2 separate regions of the Homo sapiens genome follow, and region 1 is linked to region 2. The links are chromatin loops, found by intact Hi-C in ENCODE. Cell type or tissue: HCT116. All regions are shown on one strand. Links, peaks and the distances in the headings refer to the core of each region. The heading gives the core; the rest is flanking DNA.

Evidence for each region. Peaks named below come from ENCODE experiments on the same cell type or tissue, not always from the same donor. Only the 100,000 strongest peaks of a DNase experiment are listed, where the experiment ranks them.
Region 1: it touches region 2 in a loop (3.0-fold over the local background); 2 of 110 quality-filtered maps call a loop at or near these places.

The regions. Positions count from the first base shown.
Region 1 is chr1:12,773,539-12,776,436 of GRCh38, forward strand. It overlaps PRAMEF12 (PRAME family member 12), which reads left to right and starts at 200. Exons shown (of 3, transcript NM_001080830.5): 1 at 200-1,616; 2 at 2,005-2,580. The coding sequence starts at 1,330. In HCT116, for the core only: no CTCF peak of the experiment used is centred there; no DNase peak of the experiment used is centred there.
Region 2 is chr1:12,274,193-12,277,102 of GRCh38, forward strand. It overlaps VPS13D (vacuolar protein sorting 13 homolog D), which reads left to right. Exons shown (of 70, transcript NM_015378.4): 19 at 1,633-2,910. Among named protein-coding and RNA genes, the nearest start is that of VPS13D, 46 kb to the left of the region's middle. In HCT116, for the core only: CTCF peaks have their summits at 1,375 (motif pointing right) and 2,264; a DNase peak (open chromatin) is centred at 1,352.

The DNA of each region.
Region 1 (2,898 bases), core at 399-2,898, 500 kb after region 2:
TTATTTATATCTTTCACTTTCATAAACGTATATCTGATCCAATCAATTAATCAGAAGAAAGTCGCAAACTCAATCAGGATTAACTGGGTGGAACTTCAGAATCTAATCAGACATCATTTTCTGATTGGAAGTTGGTTGTTGAGATGGGGAGGGTGTGGTTAGAAAGGTCCATAAAAGCTCCCGAAGGTGCACAGGAGAGAATCCAAGGCGCTGACACCTGGAGCTACTGCTCGGTTCTCTGAGAGGTTGCAGCACCCTGCAAACTGAGTCCAGATCTGGTAAGTCACCACCTCCTTAGGGTCATGCCCATCTGATCTGCAGCCAGCCAGCCAGTCAGGGATGGTGACATGCAGCCCAAGGTGGCAGAGAGAATTTTCTTGTCTGTTTTCAGAAGAACAAATTTAGGCTTTGATTTTTCCTCTAAATGTAGTTTTGTCTTCATCCCCCAAAATTGGATTTGTGCTTGGTTTTTGTCATTTCAAAATTCTTATTGAAGCAGTTTTTTTTTTAACAAGAGATATTAAAAAGTTACAACTGGTTGAATTTTTATTTCGTGACATTTGAAATAATTGGTTTTTGTGCCCTTAAATTATAGTTCATAGACTTGGTGGCATCGTGATTTTACATGTTAGGCCTTAGTTTTTACTAATACCTTAAAGATATTCCATAGGCCATTCTCAAGAGTGGAGTCTTTGTTCTGAACATGGGACCCATTTTTTTCCCCTAGATTCCATCCCAAAGTGGGTCATTGTGAGTCTGTGTAAGAGATCAACATTGGAACCTTCATCTGAGAGTTAGTGTTTTTATCCCTAACTTTCACAGGCTCTAGAACACTGTCATGCTGTTTTTACAATTTCTTGTTACAATTTTTCAAAATAAAAAATAATGGCGCTGATTCCAAGGAGTCCCTTTAGTCTTCTGCAAGCATGTCAATTGTGGGAACTGAGAATGTAGGCTGTGTGGGGCCACAGGACATTCTCGTTCCCATTGTTTTAGGGTGGTAAGTGACAAGAAATATTTTCTCAAAAAGGTGGAGCTTAGCTTTCAGGATCCTCAGCAACGCTTCCCAGTGTTACTGAGATTTAGTGCAGCAATGGTTGAAAATGAATGGGCCAGTGGTTACCTTGCCCTCTCCTCATTGTTTGGAAGACATTCTTTATGGTACCAGCAAGGGCAGAATTACAGATTTGTGTCCAGAAAGTGCAGAGTGGAATTGGGGTGAACTAATTACCTTTCCACCTCTACCAGAGCAATGACATTGGCACTAGGAGATGATGAAGTGATGTGATTTGCCGTAAGAATGATGTTTTTTTCTCTAGATTCATCAGGATGAGCCTCCAGGCCCCACCTAGACTCCTGGAGCTGGCTGAGCAGAGTCTGCTGAGAGACCGGGCCTTGGCCATCCCCACCCTGGAGGAGCTGCCCAGGGAGCTCTTTCCCCCACTGTTCATGGAGGCCTTTACCAGGAGATGCTGCGAGACCCTGACAACTATGGTGCAGGCCTGGCCCTTCACCTGCCTTCCTCTAGGGTCCCTGATGAAGTCATGTAATCTAGAGATCTTTCGAGCTGTGCTGGAGGGGCTTGATGCACTGCTTGCCCAGAAGGTTCGCCCCAGGTGAGGTGACCCAGCTAACCAGGTGGGGAGGGCTCAGGCATCCAGGGTAGGGTTAGCTGGGTCAGAAGGAGTGGGAGGCCCAAGGGTGGCCCAGAGACTTCTGATGGGGCTGGGGAGGAAGCTCAGAGAGGCCTTGGCCATTGTCCAGCTCCTCTGGGAAAGGACTGCTCACCATGCAGGGTCCACTGAAGGATCAGGAACCTGCCTCCTGCCAGTGGCAATTGAAGACACTAGCAGTGGGGACCAGGCAGGTTTCAAGGAGAAAGAGGGATGGAGAAAAGACAGAGAGTGGGAGAAGCAGCAGGGAGGAGAGTCGCTGATGTCCGGGATGTGGATAAAAGCTCAAATCCTTCCTAAATTTGGAGCCTCTCTTCTCTTTTACCCACAGGCGGTGGAAACTTCAAGTGTTGGACTTGCGGAATGTGGATGAGAACTTCTGGGGCATATGGTCTGGAGCTTCTGCACTCTCCCCAGAGGCCCTGAGTAAGAGACGAACAGCAGGGAACTGTCCAAGGCCGGGTGGGCAGCAGCCCTTGATGGTGATCCTAGACCTTTGCTTCAAGAATGGGACGCTGGATGAATGCCTCACCCACTTCTTAGAGTGGGGCAAGCAGAGAAAAGGCTTACTGCACGTGTGTTGCAAGGAGCTGCAGATTTTTGGAATAGCCATCCACAGGATCATAGAGGTCCTGAACACGGTGGAGCTAGACTGTATCCAGGAGGTGGAAGTGTGCTGCCCGTGGGAGCTGTCCATTCTTATAAGGTTCGCCCCTTACCTGGGCCAGATGAGGAATCTCCGCAAACTTGTTCTCTTCAACATCCATGTCTCTGCCTGCATTCCCCTAGACAGGAAGGAGCAGTTTGTCATCCAGTTCACCTCTCAGTTCCTCAAGCTGGACTACTTCCAGAAGCTTTACATGCACTCTGTCTCTTTCCTCGAAGGCCACCTGGACCAGCTGCTCAGGTGAGGAAGTATGGTGAGCTTTCTCTGCAGACCGCAGCAAAGACTTTCTTTATTACTGTAAACACCAGGGGGTATCTACTGTGAGCCAGCTTGTGAGGAGGTAACAGCGAAGGGGACACTAGAATGTCCATGCATTGTCCTGTTGGCAGCTCTGTCCTGAAATAGGTGTCACACATCCATCCCAATAAGCCAGCGGGATCTCCTGGGCTAGATGCTATAGAGAGGCTGCCATGCTAGGAAGGTACTGCAGGGTTTAGATCTAGTGAGGGTGCATTCGTGAATTCCTCCCGAGGATGTGTGTCTAAGTTAAGACGATGG
Region 2 (2,910 bases), core at 292-2,791:
ACTATGCCCAGCTAATTTTTGTATCTTTAGTAGGGATGGGGTTTCTCCACGTTGGCCAGTCTGGTCTCAACTCCTGGCCTCAGGTGATCCGCCCACCTTGGCCTCCCAAAGTGCTGGGATTATAGGCGTGAGCCACCGCACCTGGCCAATTTTTTGTATTTTTAGTAGAGACAGGGTTTCGCCATGTTGGCCAGGCTGGTTTTGAACTCCTAACCTCAAAGTGATCTACCTGTCTTGGCGACCCAAAGTGCTGGGATTACAGGTGTGAGCCACCACGCCCGGCCAATTTTTGTATTTTTAGTAGAGATGGGGTTTCGCCATGTTGGCCAGGCAGGTCTCGAACTCCTAACCTCAAGCAATCTGCCTGTCTTAGTCTCCCAAAGTGCTGGGATTGCAGGTGTGAGCCACGATGCCCAGCCCCAGTGGTGTATTTTTATAGTTGTCTTGGCGCACTGCTCAGCTGGAGAAAGAGGAGCTGATTGTGGACTCTGGGGCCACACAATTGCATATTGATCAGTTACCGCTCACCAAGCACTACCTCGGCACTAGGAAGACTGTGTTGACCAAGAAAGATGAGACCTCTCTTCTCTCAGAACATTCCAGTGGATGCTGGGCCGTGGTGGCTCATGCCTGTAATACCCAGCACTTTGGGAGGCTGAGGTGGGTGGATTACATGAGGTCAGGAGTTCGAGGCCAGCCTGGCCAACATGGTGAAACCCTGTCTCTATTAAAATACAAAAAATTGGCCAGGTGCGGTGGCTCACGCCTGTAATCCCAGCACTTAGGGAGGCTGAGGTGGGTGGATCACCTGAGGTCAGGAGTTCGAGACCAGTCTGGCCAACATGGTGAAACCCTGTGTCTACTAAAAGTACAAAAATTAGCCAGTCATGGTAGCAGGCACATGTAATCCCAGCTGTCCGGGAGGCTGAGGCAGGAGAATCTCTTGAACCTGGGAGGTGGAGGTTGTAGTGAGCCAAGATCATGCCACTGCACTCCAGCCTGGGTGACAGAATGAGACTCCATCTCAAAAATAAATAAAAATAAATAAATAAAAATGTAAAAAATACAAAAAATTAGCCGGGCATGGTGGTACATGCCTGTAATCCCAGCTGCTTGGGAGGCCGAGACAGTAGAATCGCTTAAACCTGAGAGGCAGAGGTTGCAGTGAACTGAGATCGTGCCATTGCACTCCAGCCTGGGTGACAGAGTGAGACTTCACCTGAAATAAAAGAACATTCCAGTGGGGGAAACAAATGAACACACAGAAAAAGGAAAAGAAATAAAAGACTCTAGAGAGGGACGTAAGAAAGGGTTGGTGAAAGCAGCTCACGCCCATGGCAAGGCAGGGGAGAAGTGGGGAGGCAGCATTGGGTCAGCAGGTGGCGCTCATGTCAGGGGGCCTCCAGCTTTTTTCGTGTCCATACTTTTTTATATTTGTGTTTTGATTTCCAAATTTATAGGTAAATTCACACTTAGAAAATGGTAAACAAAGATATTATGCTTAAGAGTTTTCCTCAGTTTTCTTAAACAAACTGGGGTTGGTTGATTCTCTACCTTTCATAATTATTACATTAAGGGAAAGAGGAGGGAAATAGCAGACATATATTTGAATCTTCTTTTTTTTATCTTCAGATAACTCCAGGAGGAAAAGTAGGGATGGGTCAGCATCTGAAGAGACCCAGTTTAGTGATGATGAATATAAGACCCCCCTGGCCACACCTCCTAACACCCCACCTCCCGAGTCAAGCAGCAGCAACGGAGAGAAAACACCTCCCTTTTCTGGAGTTGAGTTCAGTGAAGAACAGCTTCAAGCACATTTAATGAGCACAAAGATGTATGAGAGGTACTCGCTGTCATTTATGGACCTCCAGATCATGGTTGGACGAGTGAAAGACAATTGGAAGCATGTCCAGGATATTGACGTGGGACCAACACATGTGGTAGAGAAGTTCAACGTTCACCTACAGTTAGAGCGTCGATTGATTTATACTTCAGATCCCAAATATCCAGGAGCCGTGCTCTCAGGCAACTTACCAGACTTAAAAATCCACATTAATGAAGATAAAATATCTGCACTAAAGAATTGCTTTGCTCTCCTCACCACCCCAGAAATGAAAACTTCTGACACTCAGATTAAAGAAAAGATTTTTCCCCAGGAGGAGCAGCGGGGAAGTTTGCAAGACTCCGTAATGAATTTAACCCAGAGCATTGTGTTGTTGGAGCAGCATACCCGCGAGGTTCTGGTGGAGTCGCAGCTCCTCCTGGCGGAATTTAAAGTGAACTGTATGCAGCTTGGTGTTGAGAGCAATGGCCGGTACATTTCTGTGCTCAAGGTGTTTGGTACCAATGCTCACTTTGTGAAGAGGCCTTATGATGCTGAAGTCTCCCTAACTGTTCATGGTTTGCTCCTGGTGGATACCATGCAGACATATGGTGCTGATTTTGACCTTTTGATGGCTTCACATAAGAACTTGAGCTTTGATATTCCAACGGGAAGCCTTCGGGATAGCAGGGCCCAGTCTCCTGTCTCTGGACCGAATGTGGCCCACTTAACTGATGGAGCTACACTGAACGACCGATCAGCTACTAGTGTTTCACTTGACAAAATTCTTACCAAAGAGCAAGAGTCCCTTATTAAGTTGGAATATCAGTTTGTGAGTTCAGAGTGCCCATCGATGAATTTAGACAGTACTCTTCAGGTGATTTCCCTACAGGTGAATAATTTAGATATTATCCTCAATCCAGAGACGATTGTGGAGCTAATTGGTTTTCTTCAAAAATCCTTTCCCAAGGAAAAAGATGATTTAAGTCCTCAACCTTTAATGACTGATTTTGAAAGAAGCTTCAGAGAACAAGGAACTTACCAGTCTACATATGAACAAAACACTGAGGTTGCAGTGGAAATCCATA